Regions from separate parts of the Homo sapiens genome. Here all the other regions are linked to region 3. A link is a loop called in an ENCODE intact Hi-C map of the cell type or tissue named here. Cell type or tissue: HCT116. All regions are shown on one strand. Links, peaks and the distances in the headings refer to the core of each region. The heading gives the core; the rest is flanking DNA. Region 1 overlaps ALDH1A2-AS1 (ALDH1A2 antisense RNA 1). Region 2 overlaps AQP9 (aquaporin 9). Region 3 has its middle 22 kb from the start of LINC01413.

Region 1 (10,979 bases), core at 5,451-7,950, 730 kb before region 3:
CTCTCCATAGCACTGCACATCTATTTAGGGAAAAGACCATCATTGTGTTCCCTGCTGGCCTGCACAGAGAGCTCCTTGATGTGAAACAACGGTTTATGCATCTTTATACTTTGCATTCTCTAACAGTGCTGTGGTTGTTTTTGTTGGATGATGAAGATGTAATGTAATAATAATTTCTCACTTATCCTACAACTTCTTTAGCTCAGCTGTGCCCTGATTCTTTATTCCACAGTTTTGTGAATAGCTTTGCAACATAGATATTTTCCTTTCATAGTTAAAAAAAGATCCTCTAATATAAGCTTTCGCATATTCTTATGGAAATATGCTGATATTAACATTGACATTTTCTATTGGGAAATGATAATTTCTCTTGGGAAGTTGGGGACGTTTACAGTGGTTCAACATACTGAGTAAGAGAATAACTAGGAATTGAGTTTTGGTTTCCTGGGTCCTGATCCAGTGTCCTTTCAATTATTTAATAAGGTAAACAAACAAAAAATTATTGAGATACAGAAAAATCAATAACGTTGACACAGCCTGTTAACAATACATGAAAACCACTTAAAAATGAAGATCCAATTAATGTGCTGAGTTCAAATTCAAACATGTTTCTGGAACTACTTTGCATATCTTTTCAGAGAGAACTTAAAAAATATTGTTGGCCCTACTTATCCATGGATTCTGCATCTGTGGATTCAGCCAACCTTGAATGGAAAATATTCTGCAAAACAAAAAGGGATGGTTGTGTCTGTCTTGTCTTGTCTTGTCTTTTCTTTTTTCTTTTCTTGAGACAGGATCTCACTCCGTTGCCCAGGCTGGAGGTGCAGTGGCACACTCACGGCTCATTGCAGCCTCAACCTCCTGGGCCCAAGTGATCCTCCCACCTCAGGCTCCCTGGTAGTTGGGATTGCAGGCATACCCACTATGCTCGGCTAATTTGTGTATTTTTGGTAGAGACAGGGTTTGCCATGTTGCTCAGGCTGGTGTCTATTTTTTCTTGTCATTATTCCCTAAACAATATAGTAAAACAACTCTTTACATAGCACTTACATTGGGTTAGGTATTATAAGGAATCTAAAGATGATTTCAAGTATACAGGAGGATGTGCATAGGTTTTATGCAAATACTATGCTAATTTCTATCAGGGACTTGAGCATCCATGAATTTTGGTATCACTGGTCCTGGAACCAGTCCCCTGTGGATACCTAGGGACAACTGTATGCAGGAAGGTTATTATAGGACAGTCAACAAGGGAAAACAGTGCAAACTGATTATTTCAGAAAAGGTACATGGAATCAGGATACAGAGAAACATCAGTCTCTTGAGCCTACAATGAAAAGCAACTCCTTTTATCTAGGCCTACTCCTAATATTTGTGGGAAAAAAAACAAATGGAGACCCAGAAACCAGACATTTAAATATTTTACCATCTTAAACTAAACTTAAAAACTGTTAAATATAATGTCCTCTTCTGCTTTGACAAATAGAGCTTCATGGTGGCAAAATGTTTAAATATGTAAAGCTATACTTTTTACTTGACTGAAAACAAAATATCAAGACTGCTGAATTTAATTATGACTGTGTATGTCCTATTGTTCTGCTGATGTGCCAGCAATGTTAGGGTAAGTAATAAAATAAACATATACGTAACTCATAAATTACATATTTATTTGATAAAATGCAATTGTTGCATTTATTTAATCAAATCACAATATTGTTATAATCAAGGTTTCCACATAGTTTGGTGATACTGACAGTAATATTTTAAAGGATCTTTAAAAAATGAATTATATTTGAAGTATACAAATATGAATATATTTTCATCAGCAATGTGAATTAATTAAAAATAGAAACATTATATTATTTCTCTTATAGTTTTTAAAGTTATTTTTTCTAAAATATTTAAAATTTTTATTAAAATTAAAAGGCAAAATAGAAACGAAAATTAATAATTATCAAACTTTTAAATACAATTATTAAAATATGTTATTTATTCAGTTTTTTAAAATGTAAGTACTTCTTTTAAACATTTTTATAAGAATAGAACTATTAGCAGTTCTAGAGTTTAATGTGTAACCCAGTTGCCAATGTAAAAGGTCAAATTCACACATGTTATGTCTAGATCTACATATATAAAAATGTAAGAATATTTTATTGTTTAATATTGCAGAATATTCCTCAGTCACCACACAGAGCTATTGAGAAGACCATGTTAATTTGAGACTACCCCAGAAACCAGCAACTAAAACACAAAGAGAAGCAAGAAAATCTAGACACTCAGCATAGCACCTCTGAGAAACAGTTCTCCCACTCTGGAAGAATTGGGTACATTCATGCTATCTGAGAGGAAGGACGTGATAAGGTCATTAATGTGTCTTTCACCTTCGTACTCGCACTGCTCAAATGGTGACACCCCACACTCTAATGATGCCAGCTGCTTGACACACTGATCTTCCCAGTATTCCCTGCAAAGGATGCTGTCTTTCTTTTTCTGAACACAGGACCAGAGATGAGGAAGAGCGCTTCCTTGGGGCCTCAACAGTGTTAGTTGTGACACTGATTGTTTAGGGTTAGAGATGATGCACACATCTGAAACAGCCTGTGTCAGATCGCAAGTGACAGATGGTCCCATGTATTCCTTATTAAATTTGCTTTTTGTGTATTTATAACTGCAGGGCCCTTTATGGCATGAGTACCAGGGCGGATACACTTCCTACTCAGGTGCTACTACTTATACCTTCCCCTGCCAGTCCCCCTGAGCACACCAGGTGCCATGTTTTTTTGTCTTTTGTTTTCATTTCCTGTGCTCCTTACTTCTAGTGAGAGCAGCATGGGGAAGATTTACTAACATGTGTACTTTTTTTTTTATAGATACTGAAAAGGGTAAAACACAGTTAAAACACAGTAAATCTAATCTTGTGGGCATAGGTGTATTTGTAAAGTCAATTATGAAGACTTTTATTATGACAATCAAATTGCAAATTTCTTCAGCCATAAGAAGAATTTATGTTTTCTTTTTCATAACCCCAGGGTATCTAGCCAGTGCTAAGCACATAAGAGGCCCTCAATATCAAACACATGAATATAGCAGTAATTCATATTTTAGAATGTTTGATAAAGTGCACTTGACACAAGGATATTGGCACTTTGCATCTGTATAATTCATGGTAAGAAATGTAGTCTTTTTATAATCCAAGTGTCACCTTGAACGTAAGGAGTGTAAAAATCAACAACAAACTTTTCATGCCTCAGTAGAGTAGCACATACACGACCTCAAATCCTCTTTCTGTCACATTGCAGACATCAAGCCAAAGTGACTTGTTCAACTCCTGTTTTGATGTCGAAGATATCACATACTTTGAAAATGATTTCTGATTATTTTCCCCATAGTCTTGCCATCTTTAAAAATAGTTTTTCAAGTGAATTCTAGCTCTCACCCACCTTTCCTGAAGTGCGTGGCTTTTTGTAATTACTAAAAATGACTATTTCTTTATAACCAGAGAAATAAAATGCCAGAATGTTAATAACTGATTATATTACATAAATTCATTTTAGATCTCTGAATTATCTAGATTCCAAAAATCACTGACCATAGAACATTAAATTATTGAAAGTATGTCTGGACATATCTTTAAATCATGAAATCAAGTGAGTTTTGGAGTGATCCTAAGGTATACTAAACATTTTGTTTAGTTTGTGATATTAATTTTCTCATTTAGTTTTTTTCTCAAGCATTTGTTATGAAAAACACAAGTTAGGAAAAACTCCATAATCTGGAGTGACCATCTAGATTTGTACATTTTTATACTAAAAAATGTCTTCAGATGTGTTTTTTTTTTCTTTGCAATTTTGAATTTCATATTCCTCTACAAGGGCAGGTTTCTCTGGACAGCATATTGACTTTCCTATCTTGGCAGGTCCGTAAAACTCCTTAAGAGCAGTATAGTACTCAGAAATGTTAAAACGGAAAATTCAAGCTATTTAAGTTATAGAACAGACTCTTTCCTTTCTTCAGAGCAGAAAAGTTTCAGTCATTTCAACTGGCAGGCAGATGTTGCCCTAGTGCTGCCTCCATATTCATTAGCCCATAATGAATCTATTAATTGAATATGTAAGTTTGGCTAATTAGATGTAAGACATTACTTCAGATTTAAAGGGTAATAATAAAAAATTTAAACTGCAACACCAGATCAAGCATTTAAGAGTTGATAAATGTGAACTGGAAAGTGCACAATTCCAATATAAATTAGCTAATTGCCTCTGCTAATTTAGGTGAAATACATTAGCAGAAAGGTCAATCCATTTGAGGCTGGATGTGTTTTTCAAATACTAAATTAAAAACAGCAAATCAAAGAGCACTACGAAGTGGAAAGGCACAGAATCCATCTGCCCAATCCAGAGGTTTAGAGTGGATTCAAGTAATCCCACATGGTTAACCTTCTGGGGGTTAAATAGTGGTTCTCAAACCAGGCTGTGCCTTACTAGACATCAGAAAGTTTGTTTAAAATATCAATCCCTTAAGCTCCCTCTTAAACTTATTGAAATCTCTGGAGGCGCGACCAGGCATCCGTATTTTGTAAAGCTCCCTAAATTACAATTGGAACCTGGTTTGAAAACCACCGGTCTATTCCATGACTGTCTGATCCCCTGACTAAACAACAGTAGGTGGCAACACCTCTCTACAGTAGGTGTGTATGCACTAGAAACATGACATAGTGTTATATATAATGCTTTTAATGGAAAAAAAATAAGCTGCCCTTGTTTTCACCTCTATTATCTCTTCTGGCTAGGTCTATACCAAAGGGTATTATACTTGAGATCATATAACTCGAATTTGGGAAGTGGGAGGTAATCTCAGCTCCAAGTATTTGCTTTTAGAAATTCCAGTTTTACAAATTGCTAATTTGGTAGATACCGTCAGTTACCTTTACACTAAAAAATGTCAAAGAAGTTCTTTGTTGGGCTATGTTCTGGAAAATATTCTCTTCATCTTTTGTGACACATGTTCTTCGGAGCACTTAGAAGATTATAAATGCCCATGGGAGGCCCCCCCAAAAATATTTGTGCGTGGGTTGTGTGTGGGTTGTGAATGGGCTGTCCCCTTTTAGACATCCTCTTTCACTCTCATTGTACACTGGATATTCTGACTTCTTTCCTGTCTCATGTGAATATTTTCACAGATTTGGTTACTGTCATTCCACCCTCACTGTGAATTTGAGGGTAGGGATGTGCCACAAACTTCCGTTGGGTTCTTCATAGACTCTTTGTCAATGCTTGGCACATAGTATATGCTCAATGAATATTTGTTCAATTGAACTTAGATGACTGACAGAGAAAAAAAATCCAGGTTTAGGAACTGCAGTCAGGAAAACACAGATGCTCTGAAAGTGGGGTTATACAGCCTGAAGCAAGACCGCTCCTTGCCATTTGGTGGTAGATGTCCAAATTGGGTACCTATTCCAGCCCTAAATGCCTCCCAGTTTTACTCTATGCCTTTCACACAGCAAACCGTTTGGTTGAGACAAAAGAGGCTGCCATGCCTCCTCTGTTGTCAGGACGTCTAAAGTGTTCCTCGTTATCTTTTCAGTGGCCCATTTCAGCATGTAAAAAGAGAGAGACAGTTCACTTAGCCTCATTTTCTAATGAATATAAATACAGATCCCTGCCCCGAATAGTGCCAAAGTTCATGTGAGAATTCCTTATGTCCAAAGATCCTGTGAGTTGAGTGGCTGTATAAGCGCAGATGCACTTGGGGAGGAAGCTTAGGAATCGGAGGGTCCTATGTTAAGTATTAGGCTGATGCCAAAGTAACTGAGGCCTTTGCCACTACTTTTAAATGGCAAAACTCGCAATTACTTTTGCACCAACCTAATAATAACAGGAGTTATTTGTAGAATTGACGGATTTTAGAAGGGTAAAAGGAAAAAGGAAAGCTAAGAAATGTGAAATAAAGAAAAAAGCAGACAACTTAGTTACACGCCAAGTCCTTAACTGAGCGAGAAGAGAAATAAATTCTGGAATCTGTCTATTAATAATTCTTCCTCACCCACAAGATAAAAACAGTAGCTTCCAATCTGAGACACACTCATGCAACTTCCTCTGTGACAGAGTGCTCTGAACACTATGTGAGTGGGACCATAGTGTTCTCAGTATTGCACTTTCTACGGTAAATTTGGCTAAGAAACACTTTTGTTCTTTTCCTGTAAGTCAAAAGAAAGTCCTCCTAAACTAACTAAAATCTAAAATTTGTCTGACTCTAGGAGATTTTTTTTCTCCAGACAAATTCAAATTAAATGATAACATCTCTTAAGGATTTCTCACCAGTATCAGATAAAAATACATTGAATCCAAGCTATTTGAATGGACAATACTCAGTTGCACATACACACCATCAACTGCAGGGGGCGCCAATGCCTTTTCCCTCAGGCCCTTCAGAAAAGGCGGTGCAGCTGGAATTTTAATTTCTTCCTGTCTGTTAAGTGTGATTATTGATGAAGTACTGCGCTCATCCCAGTACCCAAATTGAAGCTTCTCGAACATATACGAAATGGAACTGGGCCTTACAACAAAGGCAAATCTAGTTCCCATGTTTAAAATAGTCTCCGGGGTCCCTGAAAAGTAGAGGGTATATTTTAAAAGAAAAGAACTGTGTTTTGTATCAAAACATAGTTTTTTGAGTCATAACCAATTAGGACTCTACTCCCTGCAACTCCAAATACCTCTTCTCATAGAATATAGTGACCAGAGGCCATATCAAGAAATGAGGAACTTAATATCTAGAGAATTTTTATGGTTAATAAATACCACAGTCTCAGCCTCTTTTCTTCTGGATGTTAGAAGGAAAAGGATAATTAAATGAGAGTTTAGATCTCACATAAAAAGTTAATATACAGGTTAAATAAAAATATAAGTGGATTTATTTTATAGAAGTTTTCATAATGGGTCCCAAATACTTCATTAAGCATTTCTGGATAAAAATATGTAAAGCTCTTTATAAGCTTTTGTTAATAAATTAAATACCATTTCTCTATAAATATATTTTGCATTAAGCTTTCCTGTTAGAGTTTTCAGGAAACATTTCAAATAAAGTGGCCAGGCATATCCCATTTGAGATGAATGAGATCATTAGGAAACACTTATATCTGAAATAAGCACTGAGATCATTCTGCATACAACCTGAGGGCCCTAATTTTTTAAATATTTCAAACAATGTGCCTCTTTCAAATCATTAGATGTAGAGACATTTAAGGAACTGATTCAATTAGCCCAGAAGAGGGGAATGCTATAATGTGTGATTTATTTTTGAAGATAAATTAAAATGCAAGTGTATCTGTTAGGAAAGGTAGGCTGTCATCATGGTTAGTAATGGGAACAGGAAAGCAATTAAGCAGGGCCACCTGAGGCTGAAACAGCCCCTAAACATAGAAACTTGACATTCAAGCTGGACATTCGGTTACTGTCAAAATCAAGTGCATCTTCTTTGAGAGGGATCTTTGAGCTGCATTTAGTTCCCTTCATTGATTTCTAAAGACTAGTTCTCAACTTAACAAATACTTTCCTCCCCTTAACTGCAGCTAACAAGAAACCTAAACTGTTATGGTTTCATAACTTAAAGTCAAACTTCACATAAAGCTGATGCCTTAAAATTACAGCTTTGCATTCTATTATTTAGGTGAGGAAATATGAGGCAAGAATTTATTTTTCTCCTCTGCAACTCCAGGATATTGGCTCCACCAGGCCTAATAAATTGTTTTCATAAGGAAATAAATACAGCATGCTGCAGCTTAGGTTCCCTTATGCAAGGGGTTTCAAACAAGATGTATCCTAAGCAATAAATAATTACAGAATGGGGGGGGTGGGAGGAGAAACACTGTAAAGGTGGGAAAAAAACAGTTTCTTAGCCAAATTGGGGGGAAAAGGCTGAAATTCAAATTGTTAGAAATCTGAAGGTAGTTGACTGTCTTTTTATTTTTAGAGACAGGGTCTCACTCCATCACCCAGGCTGGAGTGCAGTAGCGTGATCATAGCTCACCATAACCTTGAACTCCTGCTTCAAGCGATTCTCCTCTTTCAGCCTCCTGAGTAGCTAGGGCTATAGGAATGCACCACCACGCCTGGATACTTTTTTTTTTTTTTTGGTAGAGGCAGGGTCTTGCTATGTTGTCCAGACTGGTCTTGAACTCCTAGCCTCAAGCAATCCTCCCACCTTGGCCTAATTACGGGTGTAAACCACCGCATCTGGCCAAAGACTGTCTTCTTAACTATTGTGAAATCTGTAGAGGATATGAGAAAACACTAAAACTAGATGATAAAAGAAAGAGAAGAGGAAATAAGAATGTGAGAAGAGGTGTTAAGGCAGCCTTGGAAGTAATAGCCTTGTAAATCTTACAAACTGAAACCAAGAAGATGAACACCAAAGAAGCATTTATAATTCACTGTTCTTTTCCGCTACATCTTGTCCCTACCTTGATTTAAAAAGCTTGAACAACAGCCGGGCATGGTGGCTCATGCCTGTAATCCCAGCACTTTGGGAGTCCGAGGAGGGTGGATCAGTTAAGGTCAAGAGTTCGAGACCAGTCTGGCCAACATGGTGAAACTCCATCTCCACTAAAAATACAAAAATTAGCTAGGCATGGTGGTGAGTGCCTGTAATCCTAGCCATTCAGGAGGCAGAAGCAGGAGAATCGCTTGAACCCAGGAGGCAGAGGTTGCAGTGAGCCGTGATCATGCCATTGCACTCCAGCCTTGGTGACAGTCTCAAAAAAACAAAAAAGGGGGCTTGAACAAAAAGTGGCTGCTGTCACGAGCTGAATATAGACAAAATATATATCTTTTTTGGCCAGATACAGTGGCTGACACCTGTAATCCCAGCACTTTGGGAGGCCGAGGTGGGTGAATCATGAGGTCAGGCATTCGAGATCAGCCTGGCTGACATAGGGAAATCCTGTCTCTATCCAAAACACAAAAAATTAGCTGGGTGTGGTGGCAGATGCCTGTAATCCCAGCTACTCGGGAGGCTGAGGCAGGAGAATCGCTGGAACCTGGGAGGCGGAGGTTGCAGTGAGCCGAGATCACACCATTGCACTCCAGCCTGGATGACAGTGCGAGACTCTGTCTCAAAAAAAAAACACAAAAAAACAAAAAAACACCGATGGGGAAAAGCAAAACGAAGTTTAAGATCAAGAGGAGAAAATGTTCTTTAATCAGGCAGTGAAGGAAGTTACTTTCACTTACGGTGGAAGTTGTCAAAAGTGCTCTGTCTTTTGCTCAAATCAACCAACAAAAATTCTTATTAAATAGTTATTATGTGTTCTACGCTGTTTTAGGAACTGAGGAAGGCACAAGGGAGACAGGCTGGAGTGCAAGATCTCCTCTCACTACAACCTCCACCTCCTGGGTTCAAGCGATTCTCCTGCCTTAGCCTCCCGAGTAGTTAGAATTACACGCACCTGCCACCAGGCCCAGCTAATTTTTGTATTTTTAGTAGAGATGGGGTTTCACCATGTTGGTTAGGCTGGTCTTGAACTCCTGACCTCAAGTGATCCACCCGCCTCGGCCTCCCAAACTGCTGGGATTACAGGCATGAGCCACCGTGCCCAGCCTCTATACCTTTTCTATAGTGTTCTTTTTGCTCTTGTTGAAGCCTCCCTTCTCCCTTAAGACCCAGCCAAAGGTCAGCTTTCCCAGGGAGTAGGCGTCCTCCTTGGAGCACTCAGCTCATGTTGTTATGGCTCTTTTTCATGTTTTCCCCACAGCCTCTCATAACTAGTGATAAGTTTTTCCACAGGTATCACTGTTCCCCCTTGCTGGAACCCTCTCTTTCTCCCCAATGAACTCTAAGATTTTACTTTTTTATTTCTCAATTGTATCTCTAACCTTCTAAGGCTTTGATAAAAGTATATCTTATGAGCATACACTGTTATTAAGTCATAATTTTTGGCCATAGAAATTCCCTGAGTACAGATCCCTCGACTGCCCAAGCTAAGGTCTGTAGTTTCTCCATGAAAACGATTCACCCAGGTCACTTTGGGTTCTGAGAGGCTGGAACTTATTTCTATAAACCTAATACTAAAATGAAATATTTTTGTCTGTTTTCACTATTGCTTAGCATCTGAGCGCTGAGCATTAGGCAGTTTTAGTTACTCAAAGTATCTAAGGAAAGATGTTTTCTGGCTGATGCTTAATGTTTTCTTAACGCCCAAGAAATGGGACTCCAGCGGCTCTAAAAATGGCATTTAAGATGAGAATCAGGCCGGGTGCAGTGGCTCATGCCTATAATCCTAGCACTTTGGGAGGCTGAGGTGGTAGGGTCACTTGAGCCCAGTTCAAGATCACAGTGAGCTGTCACGGTGCCACTGCATTCCAGCCTGAGTGAAGGAGTGAGACCCTGTCTCTTCAAACAAAACAAAAAGACGAGAATCACAGTGTTGCTTGGTAGTGTAGAAAAAGCGTTTATCAACACTGTAGGCCCCTGTCAAGCTTACATTTGGAGTGAGGAGTAAGGAAGGGAAGGGACTTATGCAGGTCTTTCCATGCGGCCTTGATTTAGTCCACGGAGTCCAAAGCCCATTCTGAGGCAGGGTCTCTAGGTTCTTGGTTTACACCTGCAGGCCGATCCACAGACTAGAGGGCAGCTTGTTAGACTTTGGAAACACTTAGATTAGGGGGGAGATGGAAACTCAATCCCAAAGGGACAGTAAAATGAGCCTAAGGTCTGGCGGGACGATAGCTCTTAGCGTGTAAGGAACAACAGAAAAACAAAATAGTGTTTCTGTGGGTGTGCTGGGTGAGGAGGGGAAACAGCCGGAAGAGGGGATCCGAGAAGAACTAAAGGAGCCCACGAAGCATGCAGCTCCTCGGAGGAGCCGGGGATGATCACTGCCCATATCCTCCCGCCACAGCGCAAGCCGCCCGGGCGGTCCCGGCCGGCAGAGGGCAGCAACTGGGCGGGCGACGCCTGGCAAGGGCCGCCCCGCGCTG
Region 2 (10,979 bases), core at 3,141-5,640, 840 kb before region 3:
GTGTGTGTGTGTTTGTGTGTGTGTAAGCAATTTAAAGGAAATAATAATTTATATCCTAAGGATAACATTTTACGTATGACATTTTTATGTGGAGTATCCTGTTTAACAGCTGAATATTGACTGGTTGTTACTGGTTAGAAAAGCCCTGCAACCTTTGACATGCTCTGAGATCTCAACTGGTTAAAGAATCAGAGAAATTATATTTTTGGCATTAAGATAAATGCTTCTATCAAGTTTTTCGATTCATGAGGTGGAGGGAAGGAGGAATGTTACAATTCTAACTCTTAAAGCAACTATTTAAAAAATGGATAAGTTGGCTCTATCTAGTTGACTTTGGATACAGATAATTCAACCATATAAACATTCTCTTGGAAAATAACTCCACAAAGGTAAATCCACTTATTTGTAAATGGGGGTAGGGGTGGGGAGAGAATTTGAGTGTGAGCACCTGGAACAAAAGCACTTTTTTCCATTGAAAAAATTCTTCCTGGGGTTGATTTCCATAATGGTACATTTCCTGTTTATAAATCCTAGTCATCAATCATCAAATTGTGTTTAATGAGCACCTGTGTAGATCATAGATTCCACAGTTCATCCTCAAAACTCAAATTTTGAATTGCCTCTTGCTTTAAGAATTATAGTCCACCCCCAGGGTTTGTTCCTGGTTTGTCTGGCACCTTTGCTCCTGACTGAACTTGAATCAAGGTGCAGGATTTCAGTGTCTTCTCTTACTCCCCTCCCTACCTTTCCTCGACACCAAGATCTCCGAACCTCAGCATTATTGACATTTTGGGCCAAATAATTACCTGTTGGGAGGGTTGCCTTTGCATTGTAGGATATTTGGCAGCATCCCTGGCCTCTAGCCACTAGAGGCCATTAGCATCCCCTTCCCAGTTGTGATAACCATAAAAGTCTCCAAATATTGCCACATGTTCCCTTTAGAAGTAGGGAGGGAGGAAAACCATTGCTCTAATCCATGAGGATCCCAAGACTCTGGAATCCTGCTAGGAATTACCTGGCCACTACTGGACATGGTCAAAGAAACTTTAGACCCGTGTGATTTACCCAAGTCAATGTTCTCAACCCTTGCTGCATTTTAGAATCACCTGAGATGTTTACAAAGGACCAACTGGGCACCAGTATTTTTTCAAAAGTTCCCCCAGGAAATTCAAATTTGTAGACACAATAGACAACCTCTGAACTAGACGTACTTAGTAATCTTAATACTTATAAAAACCAACCAAGCAACCAACAATGACCGAACAATTTTATTTCAAATAGGAAATATCCAGGTAGCTTCAAAGCAAGAAAAAAAAATCCCGTATGTCCATAGATTGTAGAACATAAGTCATCAGAAACATTTCACATTTAATTTCTGCTGTTCTGATATCAGCACAAAGCAGTTGGGAAACCTAATGCCTTTGGGAATTCTGGGCTTTTTGACAGTTTGACTGAAGGTGCATCCCTTGATGTAGAGCATCCCCTGGTGCTTGTAACTCATAGGCGATCTTTTGTCAAAAGTAACATCTATTAGAGAACTTCAAGGGGAAAAGACTGAGCCAGAGGAAATCCCCTGAATGTAATGTTTGGTGCTGGCAGGAAGCAAGATCAAGACTTAGCAAGACCAGAGGTGGCTTAGGAAGGGAGGCCTTCTCATAATGTTTTTCAGCAAATGAAAGTTATGATTAAATTGCTACCACTTTCCTTCATCTGTACTCAGTAAGTGTGGGAATAGACCCAGACAATGAGGGTCTTTGTATCTTAAGATTGAGGAACATTTTGTCCAGAGGTGTACATATTCTAGAAGCTGCCAATTCCACTTCTGGCTAGCAAGGAAGATTTGGCAAAGATTGTCAGCCAGCTACTGATCTTCTGAAAGGTAGAGGAATGCATTAGATAACATTCAACTTTCAGTGTGCTCTTGGACAACTCAACTTATCTTCCCTAAGATTTTGTTTCTTTATCTGAAAAATGGGCAATGTGGCATTTGCCTCACATAGTCATTATGAGGATTAAATTAGATAATGGGTGTGAAAGTGCCTTGTGAATTGTTAAGCCCAATAAGGTAATATCTTTTTGGAGACCTCCCACTCTGAAGATTCAGCTAGACCAGGATCCAGTGGCTTTCAGTTTTGGCTTCTAGGGCATGTGTAAAATAATGGACAAGCACAGTCGTTGATATAACTTGTCAAATGTCTGTTCTCAAGTGGGCAATTAGGAAAATACATTTGAGCTAAAAAGACAGAGTGATGTATTTTTCATGACTGAGGTTACAATGGTATTTTAGGTTATTATATACTAAAGACCAGGAAATTAATTGGTGTCCTCTAAAATGCAGGAGAGCAAGAGATTAATCTGATAAATGGTTTCCATTAAAAATTCCATTTGGCTTCTCAAATTCATCTTGTCTCCTGCAGTTTCTGAATGCCACAATGTCCTCCCCTTGTGCCTTCCAGCTGCATTCTCTTGCTCCCTACACCACTAGGTTTGGAGAATATCAGTATTTATACAAATCCAGTAGCATAGCGGGAACTGGAAGCTTAACCCATTAGCTCCCTAATTCATGAATATGTTGACTGAAACCATAGTTTTGTCTTTCAATTTAGGGTTTGGTTGGTACTCAGAATGTAATCTTTGTCGATACTGAAGAAAAGGGTTTTGGTGACACCATTTCATACAGATAGTGCAGCTGAAACCACCCAAATGGGACTATCGTCAAGATGCCGAGTTATTAGTGCTTACCTAGCAAGAATTCCCATCGAGGATGAAATAAACAGGGCAGGAGAGAAGGCTGTTTCAGGGGACAGTCAGCGTTATTCTGGGGGGTGGGGGTGGGGGACAATGGTAGAGAAGTGGTCATTGTTTCCAAACTTTTATGCAGATGCTTTTCCAATTAGATGTCCCATATGGCTAGCAGACAAAACTGGGTGGATTCCACCTCAGGCTTACAAGAACACAGACACTTAGATGCCATCTTTCTGAAGAGAATCCCAAACTGACTGCAAATCCAGAGCTGAGCATGCCACTACATGATGACACTGAGTTCATATTTCTCTGGTTTGTCCTCAGATTGTTCTGTCTTAAAGACTGAGTCAGGCTCTGGATGGTGGATTTCAATGACAAGAACATAGATGAGGCCTCCAATGACAGCACCAACCAAAGGGCCCACTACAGGAATCCACCAGAAGTTGTTTCCAGCTCTGAAATCAAACAAGAAATTAGTGATACATTTCTTGGCCTTCCTCCTGGTATTACTGTCTAGTTTTTCACTCACTTGTTAGTCTTTCTCACACTCATGGTTCCCTCTTAACTCAGCAAGAGCTAAGTATAAGGGGGGCTCAGTGCAGCATGGCAACTGCCATCCTTGACTTTCCACTACACCTGATTTCAGATGATCTATTTAATTGTCCTACTAATATTTGTGAGATATTATGTCTTATTTATTTTCTTTTTATAAAATATAGTGCCTGAGCCCATCGTTAAGATTGAGGGCCCCTAAGAAAGTTCAGGTCAATTATTCAGAATTGCCTTTCCCTCATCCTGAAATAATGATTCCTGTGGATTACAAGCAGAATGTGGAGAGATTCCTGGGCATCATTAGTGTATGAGGACAATCAAACTAATCAATCAGGAAATGTTTTTCAATGAATGAATGAATTTTTAAAAAATCTAAGGTGGATGTGTGAATTGCCTTCTAAATATAATTTAAATCAGTACTTATTTTTTAAGATCTTAGCTTGAGGCTACCCTCTGATAAGGCTGTCATGCCATGGCTCTCTCTCTTCCAGAAATCCTCAATGTTAGTACATTACAGCAAAGCTATAGTTCTGGGGAAAAGCAGGTATCTTTGTGAGTTGTCACCATCTTCTTTGGAGAGAGAAAATCCATGTAAATAATTTCTTAGAAAGGATCAGGAAAGCAAACAAATTATACAGTATATTGTTTAAGGATATATACATTTAAGATAAAAGTATTTTTAAAAAGCAGGGGAATGGAAAACACAAAACTTCAGGATAAATGCAGAGGGGATGGGAGACAAGAGGAGTACCCAGAGGCATGTAAGAATTTCAGTGTTCTAGTTGGATTCTAGAAGGACCCATAGCTTTTCTTTTCATCATTATGCTGAATAACTACACATATGTTCCATGTGGCCTTTTGTATATCTCAAACTTTGATTAGAAAGAACGATAAAGGAAATAAGCAGGACACAAGAACCCTGTCCTAGAATCCAGGAAACTAAGTCTAATCTCAAGATTATCTAGAAGGTCTTTGAGCAAATCAAACCCCCATTCCCCATCGTGAGCTCCATTTCCTTCATCTGCATGGTCCCTTCCACCTGGGGCACCTAAGTGGTCTCCGAAGTCCTCCATTGCCCTTGCAGGGTTGATGGAAGAGCACTGAGCCTGAGCATGGCAGCCACCAGATGTCACTCTTACCACACGGCAGCGAGGATGCTGTACTCGGCCGCCCTCACAGTGCCCTTCCCCAGGCCCCAAATCCAGATGGATTTTTCTAGGGGAGGCACATGGAGGGTGGCTGCCTCTCCCGTTTGGCTGTAAAGACTTGAAGTCTTCTCTAGAGGTCAAAACATGAAGGGAGTATAAGCTACCTGTTGGGTCCATCATTTCCTTTTATGGCAAATTTCTTCCTGTCATTTAGCAGATGAAGGTCCAAGATATCAGCCAGGGTACACGTCCTCTTCACTGGCTGGATGCTTTTTATTTTATCAGATTGGACATGTTGTATCAGGTTCACAAGTCACAAATGGAGGCGCTCAGATGTGGTTACCTGCCTAGCCTAGTCCTATATGCACACAAATAGTGATCATTTGCACACTATGATTCGGGAGATGCCAGGAACATGTGTATGTTAACTGTCTAAAGGACCATCTTTAGGGATTCAATACTTTGGGCCAACTATTTGAAAAATTTAATAATACTCCTGAGAGCTTTCACTGATTAAGTCATTAACAATGTGAATAAGTGGAGAGAAATTTGATGGGAAACATCTTAACATTTAAAGGAAAAACCAAGAGTCTTTGGCCAGGGTCTGTTGACTCTTGCCCTCATCAAACCCTCTGGCATCTCGCTGTACCTGCCATCATTCCACTGCTTGCCGTTCAGGAGTACATGGGGACCTGGGAACAAGGTAGCCTTGTTTTTTTTCTAAGACCTTAGGTGTAGGTCCAAGCTAGGATATCTACTGAGGGATTTCCCTTGAATATAGAACTCTGAGGAAATGAGACACTCTAAGAACACTTTGGAAGCCTGTTGTCCCTCAAAGGTTTTGGGGAGAAATTTTTGGTTGAGGATTACCAGCCAACCCTGCTCTTTCCTAATGGGTTTCTACTTCCCCACTCTCTCCTTTTTCAATCAGTCTTATAGGATGATGCCAGATTAATTTTGCTAAATTGACATTCTAAACCTGCCAAACTTCTGCCCCAAATACTTTGCTACTCCCTATAACCTACAAAACAGGGAGCAGAAGAAAAGCCAAAATTCTCATTCTGGGAGTCCAGGTCCTCTATGATCTGACAACGGCCCTTTCCAACTTTCTTTCTGCACCCTTCCAGCTAGACTAGATCACTTGTGATTTTAACATTGTGTCTTTGAATAACGGTTCTCTCTGCCTGAGATAACCCCTCTGTTGCTTGTTTAAGCATATCCAAATACTATAAATGTTCCCACTTCCACTCCCATAATTCTTAAATTTGGAGCTGTAGACCTCTAAACTCCTGGAGTTAATTAGTCAAATCTCTTTAATGGCACTTGACTGCTTCAACCTTGTGTAAGAGCTTCTGGAATAACCTCTTAAGTAGAATATAAACACAACAGTGAAGGACAGAAACTAGGTCTTATCATCTTTAGTGGAGAGCCTTGAGTAAGATATCAAGTAGCTGCATGAATGAATAAATGACTCCATGGAAGGGAAAAGATCCTGATGCTAGCTAAGGACATGGGACATTAGGTGATTCCAACATTTTCCTTCACGTGAGTTCTCCTAACATATACTTAACAGAGCAAAGGGACATTGGGCAAGATCTCCATCTGTTTTGGAACCACCATGTCTCTTTGACTTTTGAATGAATCACCAAGGAGGTCTCAAAGGGGGTGGAAGAAGAGCTTGGTCTCCAAGACTGAGACTCTGGATGGTGGAATTAAGGGAAACTCATGGGCGAATTCTGGGCTCTGGGAATAAGGAGATCCTTAGGACATATGTTTTTGATGCTCCATTGGAAAGATACAAGAGATCCATCCTAGTTGCGGACATTTTCGTGTTCTAGTTGTGATCATTCTAGGAGAGAATTTCTCAACCACAAACCTATTAACATTTTGGACTGAATAATTCTTTGTTGTGGGAGGTGTGCCGTGTGCATTGTAGGATGCTTAACAGCATTCCTGGCGTCTACCCATTAGATGCCAGTAGCAGCCCCTTCCCTCAGGTCCAGCCGTGACAACCAAAAATGCCCTGGGGAACAGTTGCCCACCTCTGGTTGAGAACTGCTGTTCTAGGAAATTTATTGGATTGTCAATTTCTTGAGGACAGGGAATGTTGACTGAGTTGCTTTGCATCCTTCAACTCCTAGGAAGTGTCCGTCACATAGAATTCATTCATTCTTTTATTCAATACCTTTTTATTGAGCCTTTCTATGAGCTACACCCTGTTCTAGGCACTGTGGATATACCAGGGGAAAAGGCTGTCAAGGTACTCATGGCACTTACACTCTAGATGCTCTGAGTGCTATCTGTGGTGGTGATCTCAATGGTACCAGTTATTTTAACTTATTTTTCACCCTGGTGAAATGCAGGCCAAACCCTGATGACTCTATGTCTAGGTCATCATTTGGGAACACTCACGTCCTTTGTTCTCACAGGAAACATTAAAGTAGAATTTGCTCACACATGTTTTTCCTACTTTTCTCCATGGTAGAGCCCTGTTTCCTGATGAACCAAAGTGAGCTCCTTCCCCATAGGAAGTTGCCATGGGTGGATGAGGATGCGCCTCTGTGACTGCATGCAGGGAAACCAGGAAGTAGTGAAGGGGCAAATTTTGTCCTAGAAGATAGGTACCAACAGTTGGCGTATTTCCTCAGCACATTCTGAAGTAGAAAGTGTGGAGTCTTGCCATTTCTGGGGCAGAGGCTCAATCTTACGTCTGTCCTGTCCGGAAGTTCTTACTCATATCTCCAGAACCAAGTCAGCTCTCACATTTGCAGTCATGTCTTTCCCTGCTTCCCTGGCAGTTACTCACACGTTATCTGTGTTCCTGCAGCACTTTTAGGGGTTGCCAGAGCACTTATTATATCGCTCAAGGTGAGTGCTTTTGCTGATTTGAAATTTCCTTGCTTAGCACAGTGACTAAAGCACAGATAATGCCCAACAAATATCTGTGGAATAAGTGCAGCATAGGTTGCGTGGTTCACGAGGAAGAGCCCTGTAGTGGCATCATAGGATGCAAATTGTAGCCCAACTTTGTCACAAAATGAATCTGCAGACAAGTTATACAGCTAAAATGTTCACATAAAATCATATAGCAATTGAGGGATTATTATTATGTGGGACAGTTTTATCTCTATTGAATTTACCTAGAGCCGCCTCTCTTTCTCTGTCTCTCTCTCTCTTTCACACACACACACACACACACACACACATCATACCACAAAATACCAGTGAAATGTCTCATGCTTATGACCAGAGTGTGCAGTTAACGTTGGCGCTGTCATCTGAACTTCCCTGGATCTCCATGTCAAAGCCCCGCCCCACTGGTGAGGCGCAGCATGACTCTGTCTCTCTCTTCCCCACCACTGTTACTTACCTGAAGACTTCAAACCCCCAGCCTGCCAAGGCAGTGAAAAGTCTGGGACTCAGGTCTCGAGCTGGGTTCATGGCACAGCCACTGTTCAGTCCCAGGGAGGAAGCAATGACAATAATCAGGAGGCCGATGGCAATGGGCTCTAGGCCTCTGGGGGCTCCCAAGTTTCTGGAGTCAAAGATGGCAAAGACGATTATGAGGAGTATCATGGTGGCCACCACCTGGAGAGGGAGAAGTTGAGCCAGGGCTTTAGCCTGCATTCTGCTCACCTGCATGTCTCAAAATCATCCCTTCTTACTATTTTACAATATTACAATATTACTATTTTACTTATATTACAATATGCCTAGTAATAACTGGCATGTACTGGGTGAATAATTGTGCCAGTCTCTCTTCTTTCTACAGCAATTCTAGAGGAGAAGCCAATATAATTCTCATTTACAGATTGGTTACCCTGCCCACTTAGTAGGTGGCAGTCAGGTTTGGATCCAGAGAGTTTGGCTCCAGAGACTGTTATCTTAATACCACACTATCCTGCTAAGCTACTACTCAGCTAAGTAGAACGGCAAGCTGCAGGCTGGAAAAATGAATGAAAGGCTTGTTCAAATTGGTGAGAAAAGCAATGTGAGATATCAATAGATGAGTGTGCAAAGGAAGTGAACAGAAAATTCAAAAAAGGAAAACAGAATTAGGAAAGCAGTGGTAAAAACTCATTAGTAATAAAATAAATCCAAACAATATCAAATGTTAGGAAAAAGATACCCGTTATTTCAGGCTTTTCTAATAGATCTAAACAAGTACTATGCTTTTAAAAGGAAATTCAGCAATAATTTAGCAATATGCATTCAAAAACATAAATTTATTTATACAATTTGATGCTGCTGGATGTTTGAGAATTACACAATGGAAATAATCTAAAACGTGGAAAAATCATTTTAAAATGTCCACTTTAGCAAAATTTATAGTACTGAAAAACTGGAAGCTTTTACTCTTTTTTTAGTCTACTGTATAGCCATTAAAAACTATAAACATAAAAGCTATGTAGTAATATTTAAAAATACTTATAACATTAAGTGAAAAAAATTTGTATTTTTTTGTTTGTGTTTGTGTTTTGTTTTGTGTTTTATACAGCTGTCCCTTGGTGTCTGTGGGGGATTGGTTCCAGGACTTCCTGCAAGTACCAAAAATCCATGGATGTTCAAGTCCCCAATATAAAATTGTGTATTATTTGTATATAACCTATGCACATCCTCCTGTATACTTTAAATCATCTCTAGATTATTATAATATCTGATATAATGTGAATACGGTATTGTTTAGGGAATAATGACAAGAAAAAAGTCTGTACATGTCCAATACAAATGCAATTTAAAAATATTTTTGATCCATGGTTGGTTGAATCCATGGATGCAGAATTCATGGATATGTAGGGTTGACTCTACTTAAAAACATACGTAAAAGAAAAATTTTAAGACAATAAACAAAAATGATAATAGGTATTTGAATTGGCCAATTATAGCTGGTTTCTATGTTATTAGTTTTCCAAACTACTGTTTTACTTTAACAGTTAAATGATAGCTATTATTTATTGAACATTTATTATGTGCCAGGTACTTCATATGCTTTATCTCATTAAAACTTCACAGTAATGCTGTGAGGTAAATCCTGCTATTATTCTCAGTTTATAGATAAGAAAACTCGAGTAAAACAAGGTTAAGACACTTGTCCAATGTCAAACTTGTAAGCAGAAGAATCAGGATGGGAACCAGGCAACTGATTTTAAAGTTTAAGTTCATTATCATTTCATCTGCTTTCCAAAATAATAATGTTAAAATAATTTTTAATTAATATTAAAAGACACATGTTCCCCCAAGAGCACTCTTCTCTGGAATGCCTTCTCCAACTCTCTCTTGCAGAGTAAAAGCTCCCTCCTCTGGGCTTCCATGACATTCTGACTTTACTTGTATCAGTGTCCCTGTCACTCTGCAAAAGAGTATCTACTTACTTGTTAGATTGAGCCTCAGACTCTGAACTCCTTGAAGAAGGAAGAGTATAGAGCTGTACTTGGCTAAGTAGGTGCCCAGTAAATAGTTATTGGGTAAATAAATGATTGATTATTAACTAAACCAAGGAATATGCTTGAAGAGTATTTACAGCTAAACAATTTAGTAATCTTGAAATAAGGTGACCCCAAAATATGGTCATGATGGCCAAGAGCTCTGTTGGGTGTTGACTGACTGATAATTGGCAATTTTTGGAACTCTCTCCAAAGCCTAAGAATACGGACAGCATTCAGGGTTTGCTGACGGTTACAGCCTCAGGGTTTTCTAATATTCGCTTTTTCTACTTGACTTTATACACAATAATGGGCTTAGAAACCACAGACCTTAGAGAAATTGCCAACTCACTCTGAGACAAGGACACAATGAAGGAAGCTCAGGATATGGTATGCAGGTCAGCATTGATCAAGATACAGCTTTGGGAGGCTTAGGCAGGCGGATTATGAGGTCAGGAGTTCGAGACCAGTCTGGCCAACATGGTGAAACCCCGTCTCTACTAAAAATACAAAAATTAGCCAGGAGTGGTGGCTCACACTGGGAATCCTAGCTACTCCAAAGGCTGAGGCAGGAGAATTGCTTGAACCTGGGAGGTGGAGGTTGCAGTGAGCTGAGATCACGCCACTGCACTCCAGCCTGGGGCAACAGGCTCAGTCTTAAAAAAAAAAAAAAAAAGCTTAGAGAAAAACACCAAAATAACCAAAATTGTCCTCGCTCTTCTATGCTCTCTGCTTCAAATTTCTATTATAATATGGTCGCTATACTCCAGTTTCCTATCTAATTTTCTTCTTTTTTGCCCAGGCTGAGGTGTGGTGGTGTAATCATAGCTCACTGCAGCCTCCAACTCCTGGGTGCAAGCTATCCTCCCACCTCAGCCTCCCAAGTTGCTGGGACTACATGCAAGCACCACCACGCATGGCTAATTTTTGTATTTTTGGTAGAGGCAGGGTTTTGCCATGTTGCCCAGGCTGGTAGTGAACTCCTGGGCTCAAGTGACCTGTCCACCTTGGCCTCCCAAAATGCAGGGAGTAAGATGTGAACCACCGTGCCCAGCTCTGTCTAATTATATCTTATTTTGCATTGTTTCCTTGTTCAATGCTCTTCAACTAG
Region 3 (10,979 bases), core at 4,440-6,939:
ACTCCAGCCTGGGTGACAGAGCGAGACTCCATCTCCAAAAGAAAAAAAAAAGGAAGGAGAACCTTCCAGCATGAACAGTCAGGGTGAACACAGCCACATCAGAGGTGGTGGGGTCTGAGCCAGGCCTTCAACCACAGGGAATCAGAAAGAGAAGAGCGCTTTCTACTCCAAGCACAAGGGTGGGACATGACAAGGTGTTTCAGGGCCCCACAGGTGAGAGGGTTTGGAGTGAAGGAGAAGCAGAGGAAGGCAGAGGTGGCCTTTGTCTTGTTGATCCGGGTCTTGATTGTTAAGCTGGATAGCACTGGCCCTATAGAAGTTCTGTCGTTTTCTAAGGTATTTTTAGCTACAGAGACCTTTTGTTTCCACATCAAATATTACCCAGAAGCTTCCTGGATGAATCCGAGAAAAGCAGGACAGTGCTGGTCACAGCAGAGGTGAGGACAAAGTCACTGGCCCAGGAACCCTCATCTCCTCTTCGTCACCCCACAGCTTCCTGCAATGGCTTTCCCCAGCTCCTAGCCCTGTGGAACAGTGACAACTGCTGGTGGGCGATGGGGAGCTAGGGAAGGGTTTTCTGCAGGAGAGTAATGGGGCAGGGAGACAGACACAAGCGTGAGAGCCTGGACCACAGATATGGAGCCACCTTGAGAAGGAAGAGGAAGCAGCATTTGGGCAGTTTGAGGAGAAAAGGAGAAGCCAAGATAACAGAGCAGTTCTGAGCCTGGGGGTCTGGAGTCTGGATGTCAGGCAGGGGACGCAGTAGGGGAGGAGAGTGACAGCTGCTTTTTAGACAGGGTGAGTTGATGGTAATGGCAAGCAAAAAACCAAAAAAACGAAAAGGTTACCAGCTGGCCGCAGTGGCTCACACCTGCAATCTCAGCATTTTGGGAGGCCGGGGAGGGAGGATCACTTGAACCCAGGAGGTTGAGGCTACAGTGAGCCGGGATCATGCTGCCGCAATCCAGTCTGGGTGACAGAGCGAGACCTTTTCTCAAAAAATAAAAATAAACTGGTCTCGGTGGTAATCTCAGCACTTTTGAAGCCCGAGGCAGGAGGATTGCTTGAGTTTGGGAGTTCAAGACTGGTCTGGGCAACATAGTGAGACTTTGTCTCTACTAAATTTTTTTTTTTTTAATTAACTGGGCATGGTGGCACAAGCCTGTAGTCGCAGCTACTTGGGAGGCTGAGACAGGAGGATCACTTGTACCCAGGAGTTCAAGGCTGTAGTGAGCTATGATCGGGCCACTGTACTCCAGCCTGGGCAACAGAGTGAGACCCTGTCTCAAAAAATAAATAAAAATAAAAATAATGTTTTCTAAAAAAGGCTACCCCATACACTGCTGAGCTCTGAGCAAAAGTGAGGTCACCACAGCTGCCCAAAGAAGCAAAACAAGGTGGGTTTTCAGAAAGGCCCCACTGTCTCAGGAAGCAAGCAGGCAGCCTAGGATTTCTTGATTGGGGTGAAGAGGTTTAAGGCCCAACACAAAGTTGGAGTTAATTAAATCATAGCAAATTACACTAGAACCTCATTATTTCAATGTTGGTTAATTTAAAGTAAAGTAGCAACTATTTCTTTTTTTTCTTTTTGAGACGGAGTTTTGCTCTTGTCGCCCAGGCTGGAGTGCAATGGTGCAATCTCGGCTCACTGCAACCTCCACCTCCCGGGTTCAAGCGATTCTCCTGCCTCAGCCTCCAGAATAGCTGAGATTACAGGTGCCTGCCACCATGCCTGGCTAATTTTTGGATTTTCAGTAGAGACAGGGTTTCTCCATGTTGGCCAAGCTGGTCTCAAACTCCTGAACTCAGGTGATCTGCGCGCCTTGGCCTCCCAGAGTGCTGGGATTACAGGCGTAAGCCACTGTGCCTGGCCAAAAATAGCAACTATTTCAAAGCTACCGCTAGTCCCCAACCAACGAGGCACCTTATTACTGTTTAATGAAAGTGCCGAGATAAGCCGGACCTGGTAAATGCAAAGACCAGCGGGGGTTGGAGAATTTTTCTTTTTGTTCTTTGATATCAAATTAATAAGGTTTTATTGTAGGAGAAGTTGAGGTACCCGTATGCAGTGATGCCAGTAGAACATTGCCTGCCAAGTAATATTGCTCTAAAACAGTGAATTTTTCTCCCTGGCCTGAGAACCTAATACATTTAGAGCTATAAATTCTAGAGGTCCCCCCACCCCCACCGCCCAAAATATTTTCTTTGCATGTTAGAATCTAGTCTACATAAAGCCAATTTTTGAAAAAGTGCTATTCAGTCCATCAACTATTTATTTAAAAACAGTTAGTAGTTAACTATTGTTTTCAAAATAGAGCACTGGACTGGGCTCGGCGGCTCACGCCTGTAATCCCAACACTTTTGGGAGGCCAAAGTGGGCAGATTGTTTGAGTCCAGGAGTCTGAGATTAGCCTGGGAAACACAGCAAACCCCATCGCCACAACAATAAAAAATAAATACAAATTAGAGCACGGGCCAAGTGTGGCCTCCCGTGTGAGGTCACGGGTCAGCCTGGCCTCTGATCCATCTCTGAGTGGGGAGCCCAGGTGGGATCTGGCTTCCTACAGGCCTGCCCCATCCCCTGCCCAGCTGCAGCATTTGTTCCTGCCCACAGGGGTCTTCAGTCCCTGCTCCAGGTCCTTGTCAATTTCACTGTGGCTGCAGGGCCCTGGGGGTCACCTCACCATCTGGCTGGCCTTGCCCAAGTCCCTGGGGTTGCCTGTACTTGTTTCTGACGCTTCCATGAGAGCTCAGCTGTGGCTCAGGGGCCAGCCACGCCTGCTCATTTATCTTCCCAAATTGGAGTCCCTGCCAGAGCCCAGCTTTGGTTAGCACGGGCCAGTCCTGTCTAGAAGACGGGGGACTCTCTCAGGAGGATGACTGTCACTTTTAGGCCACATACAGTTTTGTAGAAACAAATGAACCTGTTTGCAATTTGAAAATTCATTATCCTCCCTTTTGGTGCAAAGAGCTACTTTAAGAAGACAGGTACAGATTATTCTGGGAAAAGGGATTTATCATTGAAAGAAGCTGTCTTAGCTCCCTCTCTCCTCATTGCCTCTTCCCTGTCAGCCTGCACAACTCAGGGTATTCATCTGCTGGGGCTGCCGTCATGAGGGAACAGCCGGGGTGGCTGAGCACCAGTGCTGGAGGCCACAAGTCTGAGATCAGGGGCCGCCGGGGTTGGTCTCTCCTTGGCTTGTAGATGCAGTCTTCTCCCTGTGTCTTCACGTGGTCCCCGCTGTCTGTGCGTTGTGCCCTGATCTCCTCTTCTTATAAGGACACCAATCATATTGGATTAGAGCCCATCCACAGGACCTAAATTTTTCCCTTAACTCTTTTCCTGTTTGCCCCAAGAACACTCACCAGCAGCTCTTGCGGCTGCAGCGTTTACCCCAAAGTAATTTGGTCACAAAACATCTCCCTTTTATTATTTTCACTTTGCTTTAGTGTATCAACTTTGGAAACAAAAGACATCATTCTACGTATAAGACATCATTCTAGGTATAGCGTTCTGTCTTTAGTAGTGGCATTTCCATTTAGAAAATATAGTAATTCTCGATCGCTGAAAATGTCAAATCCGAGAAAACATAGCATTCCTATGTGATCATTCTCAAAGAGTTGTTGGCCAAAGATTCATTTGATTAATCCTATTTTTCTGAAATAGACGATTCTGATGATTGAGATGATTTTGATGTTAGTTCTGTTTACACATAACTCCAAGAACAGTTTTTAAATTTTACTTTCACATTGAAAATCAGTCAGGTTGGTTTATGTAAAATTAAATGAGCTCTGGCCAAGCACGGTGGCTCATGCCTATAATCCCAGCACTTTGGGAGGCTGAGGTGGACAGATCACTTGAGGTCAGGAGTTTGACACCAGCCTGGGCAGCATGGCGAAACCCCGTCTCTACAAAAAATACATATATATTAGCCAGATGTGGTGGTGCATGCCTGTGGTCCCAGCTTCTCAGGAAGCTGAGGCAGGAGAATCATTTGAACTTGAGGGGCAGAGGTTGCAGTGAGCCAAGATTGTGCCATGGAACCCCAACCTGGGCAACAGAGCAAGACTCTGTCTCAAAAAAAAAAAAAAATGCTGGCAGTGGGCTGCACTTTTTTTTTTCCTAAACAGGAAAAGGGTTAATTATTTCTTTAAAGAACCTAGCACCAAATACAGTCACATTCGGAGGTACTGGGGGTTGGGACTTGAACATATGAATTTTGGAGGGGCACAAGGCATCCCATGACACATGTGGGAACCGGTATAATCTCTACAGAGACTAGAATTTAGATTTAACAGCTTGAAACAGCTTCAAGTTATTGGTAACATACAAAACAAAAACAATTCAAAGCCCTTTACATTCAAATTATTGAATAAAAAATAACTATTTCTACAATGTATAAAAGGTATGCTATGTTTATTAGTCTTACTTGTAGCTAATCTACTTTTATGTTTCCTTACAGAAAATTCTTGACATTTTATGTTTCCGTGTAAGAGATTGTACAGAAGGCAAATTTTTGTGTTATGCAATAATAATACTCTAATACAAATTCTGTTATGAACTTCATTGTCACTATATTTAAATGTCATAGCAATTATTTTTATGTGGTATTTTCAAATAATCTAGATTTCATGCAGCATTATAAAACTAACTGGGGCTGGGGACACTGGCTCATGCCTGTAATCTCAACACTTTGGGAGGCCAAGGCGGGCAGACTGCTTAAGCCCAGGAGTTTGAGACCATCCTGGGCAACATGGCAAAACCCCGTCTCTACAAAAAATACAAAACAAAACAAAATTAGCCAGACATGGTGGTGCACGCCTGTGGTCCCAGCTACTCAGGAGGCTGACACAGGAGGATCACTTGAACACGGGAGGCAGAGGTTGCAGTGAGCCAGGATTGTGCCACTGCATTCCAGCTGGGTGACACAGCGAGACCCTGTCTCAAAACAAAACAAAACAAAACAAAAACAAAACAGAAAACAGTGTGAGAAGTGTTCATTACCCACCCACCCCCACCCCCAAAGCTTTCCAAGCTCCCGACCCCATACAGAGGCAAAGGATGCACTGTGCAAAGCTGCCTGCCTGGCCCCAAACGTCCAGTCAAACCCACCACTGCCCTTGCATGACTTCTGACCCCTCCACCTTCAATCTAGACCCCACACCTATCCCACCATCATCTCAGGCCAAGGGGGACCTTGATTAAAGGTTTCCTTCCTGTCCCTGCACCTCCAGACAAGAGAGTGCAATGTTTTCAGAGACAGATCAGATCCTGTTAAAACATTTAACAAGGTCAAGATAACTTAAAATAGTTACCAGACAAAAATAGATGGACTAGTACATGGACAGCAGCTAACTGAGACATGGGATGCTACGTTTCTTATTCACACATCAGATCTTGACATCATATTAGTAAAGGTGTGGGGCGGGGACATGCCATGGCCAGGGTGGGGTCGCAGCTGGCCAGACTGAGCTGGCCCTTCTGTTGAGTTGAACCTTGGGGATATGCAGCCGCTGTGCAATGGTGCCACCTGATGGTACTTTGTAGAATAACCACTCTCCTAGTTTTTCTTCATCTTTAAGTTCCTAAAGAGAGACTGAAATTTCAAATTGGTTTCCTTGTTGTCTATTATTGTCAAATGAAAAGTGCAAACGTTGGTACTCACCTCTCTTGATTTTTATCTGTCTAAAAAATGAAATCTCAGCTATATTCACTGATATATTATGGAAAGAACACTGGACTTAAGGGATTTGGGTTCAGATCCCATTTTCGGCAACTTACTAGTTATAGGATTTGGTAAAGTTACTCAACATCTGCATGCCCATTTTATGATCTGGAGAATGGAAATAATAGGATTCTTGTGAGGATTACAGGAGGTGATATATGCACATCTGCGTCCATAAATCAAGCCTGGGTGTTGTGGAGGTGTGTGTCACCATCATGCATTCTCTGAAGGAGGCTCAGCCAGCTCTACCTTTAATGGCTGGGATTTACTTGTCTTTTGGTTCCTTTCCACCTGTTTGCCAGCAGAGGCTAAGGTTGTGATGGAGGCCATCTCTCAGCAGATGAGTTGAGACCATCCTGGGCAACATGGTCAGGACCACCCTTGGGCCTCTGTGCAGGGCAGTGCCCACCCTGATGCCTACGCTGGTCAGATTGAGAGCATAGACATGGGGCCATGACCTCCATAAACCCCCACCCAGTGCCACATGGCAGCCCAAGGAACCCTCTTAGCCCTGGGTTCTTCGTCTGTAAAACGAGGCTAACGTAACAAGGGGAGCTACTTAGTAAAACAAAAAAAAAAAAACTAAACTACAATTCGTCTTCTGGGATGTTTTGTTTTGTTTTGTTTTGGAGTGTTATTTGGCTGCTGTTTTACTCTATATTCCCAGAGACAAATGAAGCGTAAGAGGCTGTTCTTGCATTACTATAAAGGAATACCTGAGACTGGGTAATTTATAAGAAAAGAGAAGTTCTTTTGTTTTTGGTTTGTTTTGAGACAGAGTTTCACTCTTATTGCCCAGGCTGGAGTGCAATGGTGAGATCTTGGCTCACTGCAACCTCTGCCTCCCAGGTTCAAGCAATTCTCCTGCCTCAGCCTCCTGAGTAGCTGGGATTACAGGCATGGGCCACCATGCCCGGCTAATTTCGTATTTTTAGTAGAGACAGAGTTTCTCCATGTTGGTCAGACTGGTCTCAAACTCCCAACCTCAGGGGATCCGCCTGCCTTGGCCTCCCAAAGTGCTGGGATTACGGGCATGAGCCACCGTGCCTGGCTAGAAAAGAGGTTTAATTGGCTCACAGTTCTCCAGGCTGTAAGGAAGCATGGCCCCAACATCTGCTCATCTTCTGAGGAGGCCTCAGGAAGCTTATGATCATGGCAGAAGGTGAAGGGGGAGCAGGCACGCCACATGGCAAAAGCAGGAACAAGAGAGACAGCTGGTGGTGGGGGGTGCCACAGACTCTTCAATGACCAGGTCTCACAAGAATTCACTCACTATGATGAGGACAGCACCAAGCCATGAGGGATCGGCTCCCATGATCCCAACACCTCCCACCAGATCCCACCTCCATCACTGGGGATCACAATGCAACCTGAGATTTGGGCGAGGACAAATATCCAAACTATATCAAGCATCTTCCTTCCCCTTTCTCCCTTCCCCTCCTGATTCTGGGGAGAAGAGGCTGCTGTGTGTTTCTGAAGGGCTGAGTGTTCTCACCCACCCCCAACCCCCCAAGTAAAGAACTCTTATGTTTCAGGCCCATGGGGTGTGGGGAGAGGTGGTCCCAGAGGAGCAGGGCGTGAGATTGGCAGCTTTAGTTGAAGAGGCTGGGATAGATAGGGGGGCAGGGGTGGTGGTCTCAGCAAATGGTGAGGAGTGAGGGGGAAGGGTGTCCAAGGCTGCTCAGGGGGTGGAGCATGAATACCCAGAGGCTGAGCTTCAACTCATCAGCACTGCTCCCGGGGACCACAGTGACTGAAGAGTGAACCTCTGAGCAGTGCTCAGGGCGTCCTGAGGCCCGGAGAGCCAGTTCTCTGAATGGTGCAAGACCCTGTCAGGTCCACAGGACCCCAGAAGCCAGGAAGCACAACAAATTGGATTTCCGCCCATGCTGAGTAGATGGGAGCTAGAAAACCAAAGAAGGCCAGGTGTGTTGGCTCACGCCTGTAATCCCAGCACTTCGGGAGGCCGAGGCGGGCGGATCACTTGAAGTCAGGCATTTGAGACCAGCCTGGCCAACATGGTGAAACCCTGTCTGTATTAAAAATACAAAAATTAGCTGGGCATGGTGGCATGCACCTGTAATCCCAACTACTTGGGTGGCTGAGGCATGAGAATCTCTGAACCTGGGAGGCAGAGATTGCAGTGAGCTGAGATTGCACCACTGCACTCCAGCCTGGGCGACAGAGTGAGACTCTGTCTTACAAAAAAAAAAAAAGAAAAAAGAAACAAAGAAACAAAGAAAAAGAAAATCAATGGCCCTTGCGCCAGAGTGTCTTGGAGGGAGTCCACACTGACACGCCCACGGGGGGAGCTGCTGAAAGCATTCCCCAGTCCAGTGCTGCCCCGTGAGCACCGCCACCTGTTTCCCGCTTTCCTGGCCACCGTACATACATTTGTTCATGTTTATAGACTCTGAATATAGAGACCCCACACAAGAAGAGAAAGGCTCAGAAAAACAATGTTATGACCTGCTTCCTGAGGCACCCTGCCTGCAGGAAGTGCTTTTCACAGCAAGAAATTCTGACTCCAGGACCCATATTTTTAGCAGGAACATGGTCAGTCAACACACATCCTCTAGGCCTGCCCTGGACCAGATGACCAGGAGGAAGCAGCCGTGAGTCACAGGGAGAAAGCCGGTGGCTCTGACAGGGACGCCTGCTGCTCCGCCGGGGAACAGCTTTCCCCTGGTTTCAGTTAGAAAGGTCAGGGGACGCCTGACCACACAAGGCTCACGGGAACTGTGGAGGGCGGCCCCTCAGGCCACAATCAGCAGGTGCCCACCATGGCTTCTCTCCTGGCAGGTGAGGACTTCAGTTTTTCTCCATGGCTTGGCTCACCTGTTCTCTTATTCTCAGAGCCATAATCACCCTCCTCCTGCCCCAGCCTGGAGCTCTCTGAGACCCTCCACTATAGTAACCAGCACAGCCTAGAGAGGGTAAATCCTCCGGTGCCCCCAACATCCCACCTTCATGTTGCAGCGAGGCCCAAAATGTCCCAGAAGAAAAACAAACTCCATCGCACACCAAAAACCCACCAAAAAACGTGAAATCACCTTCATAATTTGGGAAGTATAAACATAGTTCTATTTGTTCTGTAACGTATTTTTCATGATCAGGAAATGAAGACAAAGAAAGGCTTTGGGAATTGTTTTATGGAGAGGACACCATCTTCCAGGTCCTGCCAGCTCAGGGCTCCCATCTTTCAGCCCCTCCAGAGCTGAGCCCGGAGGGCTGGGGCCGCCCTCTCCCTGCTCCTGAGCCACAGAAGCCCAAGGCTGGCCCTGAAGACCTAACAGCCTCAGGCATTTGCAGCCCCCTTGGCCTAAAAGGGCTGTTAAGAGAGGTGCAGACGTGGGCCCTGCCCATTCACCCTCAGAGGAGGTCGCGACTTCCACCCCAGCAAGAGTACCCCTAGGACTGTGGAGTGCAGAGGACAGCGACCGTTGACTAGGTACCTGGTGCAGGGTCTTGCCCTCCCTCCCTGTAGCCCGATATGGGAAGGGCCACAGTCCAAGTCCATGTTCATGCTGCTCCTCCAGGAGGCCTTCCCAAACATCTTCTCGATGCCGAGTAACTCACAGATCCCATATAGAAATAGACCTTGGAAGGGATCTCTCTTCTTGCAAATGAAGAAACTGAAGACCAGAGATGTACCTCAAATCACACAGCGAGTAACCGGCAGAGCCAGGAGGCTCCTCTGCCCCCAGGCCAGAGAGGGCTTGCAATCTGGCTTCCGAGCAGTGGTTCCCAACTCCCGGGCCATTACAATCACCTGGGATCCCCACCAGTGGAATGACTCTCTGGGGGTGGTGCTTGGAAGGCTGGTGGTGGTGAAAGTTCCCCTGGTGATTCTCATGCAGCCAGATTGGAGAACCCTTTAGATTCAGGCATGGAGGTTCCACCTGGTTCCAGATCACATGGCCATTTGGTCTCAAGAAAGTCACAGCCCTCCTGAGTCTCACTGGCAAATTGCTACGTAATAACACGCATCTTCTTGATAAGGAACCGATATAAGGATCCAGACCCTGGACCTCCTCAGGAAAACAGAGCACGCATTATAAGATACAATCGAATAGGAGAAGTTTTTCATAAGCTTGGAGGGCTATGGTTATTGGATTCAAAAGAATAGTTTTCTCTCTTGTCACATAACAATTTGAAAAGTAGTAATACCCATTCTTTAACAGAAGTGTATTTGGGGCCAGTTGCGGTGGCTCACACCTGTAACATCAATACTTTGGGAGGCCAAGGTGGGTGGATCACTTGAGGTCAGGAGTTTGAGACCAGCCTGTCCATCACAGTGAAACTCCGTCTTTACTAAAAAAACAAAAATTAGCTGGGTGTGGTGGCGCATGCCTGTAGTCCCAGCTACTAGGGAGGCTGAGGCAGGAGAATCACTTAAACCCGGGAGGTGCGGGTTGCAGTAAGCTGAGATCGTGCCACTGCACTCCAGCCTCGGCGACAGGAGGGCAACCCTGTCTCAAAAAAAAAAAAAAAAAAAAAAAAGCCTATTTGGAATCAGTCCCCTCCCACGGGGACCTCTTTCAGGAGGTCAGGCCACAGCACCGTGGCAGGCATGTGGTAGCCCCTCCATAAATGGCTGAGCGAGTGCAGTTGAAGTGGGAGTCTGGTGTTCTTTGAATACATCCTGCTGCATTGGAAGAAGCCTGTGCAGGACTAGACAGTTGGCCTTCTGTGGCAGGCTCTTGCCTCCAGGCCAGTTGAGTGAGTGCAGATGTCCCGAGAGACCAGCAGTGCAGCCACACCCCATGGGACTGTGAGGCGCTCTCACAGTGAAGACCAAGCGCAGGTAGCACTGGCTTTGTGGTTCGGAGAAAAGTCGACACTCATTTCCTTGGGGAAAAAAAGTATTTATCAAAGGAAGTCTTTCCCTCTTGGCAAAAAAAACAGAGACAAGTAATTTCCTCCAGCAGTCTGAGCTGGGATTTGGGGGCAAATAACCATTAAACAGAGACACCTGAGGTGCACAGATGGTCACTGTGGCAAAGGTCGGCTGAAGAATAATAGGTAATAGGGAGCCACTGTGGGTTCTTGAGTGGAGGAGGGGCATGATAAAGCAGGGCTGGAGAGCAGAGGGAGAACGGTAGAGCAGAATGTCACAAGGTGCTGGGGCCCTGACTCCCTAAGTGCAGGAAACTGCTGAGTCTTGAGGTCACTTGAGCCTCCTCCTGCCTCTCTGATAGCTCCCACCTGCCACCCCCACAGGCCACACGGTCCAAATGTCTCATCAACTGC

Evidence for each region. A loop is a pair of places that touch in the nucleus more often than their neighbours do. Peaks named below come from ENCODE experiments on the same cell type or tissue, not always from the same donor. Only the 100,000 strongest peaks of a DNase experiment are listed, where the experiment ranks them.
Region 1: it touches region 3 in a loop (3-fold over the local background); 3 of 110 quality-filtered maps call a loop at or near these places.
Region 2: it touches region 3 in a loop (4-fold over the local background); 3 of 110 quality-filtered maps call a loop at or near these places.

The regions. Positions count from the first base shown.
Region 1 is chr15:58,066,439-58,077,417 of GRCh38, reverse strand. ALDH1A2-AS1 (ALDH1A2 antisense RNA 1) reads right to left here. Exons shown (of 3, transcript NR_147215.1): 2 at 10,484-10,603; 3 at 4,713-6,610. Among named protein-coding and RNA genes, the nearest start is that of ALDH1A2, 6.2 kb to the right of the region's middle. RefSeq lists a silencer at 10,852-10,979. In HCT116, for the core only: a CTCF peak has its summit at 6,393 (motif pointing right); a DNase peak (open chromatin) is centred at 6,427.
Region 2 is chr15:58,176,182-58,187,160 of GRCh38, reverse strand. AQP9 (aquaporin 9) reads right to left here. Exons shown (of 6, transcript NM_020980.5): 5 at 7,816-8,033; 6 at 1,250-3,200. The coding sequence ends at 3,026. Among named protein-coding and RNA genes, the nearest start is that of AQP9, 43 kb to the right of the region's middle. RefSeq lists silencers at 1,357-1,651, 1,417-1,711. In HCT116, for the core only: CTCF peaks have their summits at 4,219 and 4,421 (motif pointing right); a DNase peak (open chromatin) is centred at 4,390.
Region 3 is chr15:57,335,399-57,346,377 of GRCh38, reverse strand. No RefSeq gene overlaps it. Among named protein-coding and RNA genes, the nearest start is that of LINC01413, 22 kb to the right of the region's middle. In HCT116, for the core only: a CTCF peak has its summit at 5,543 (motif pointing left); a DNase peak (open chromatin) is centred at 5,507.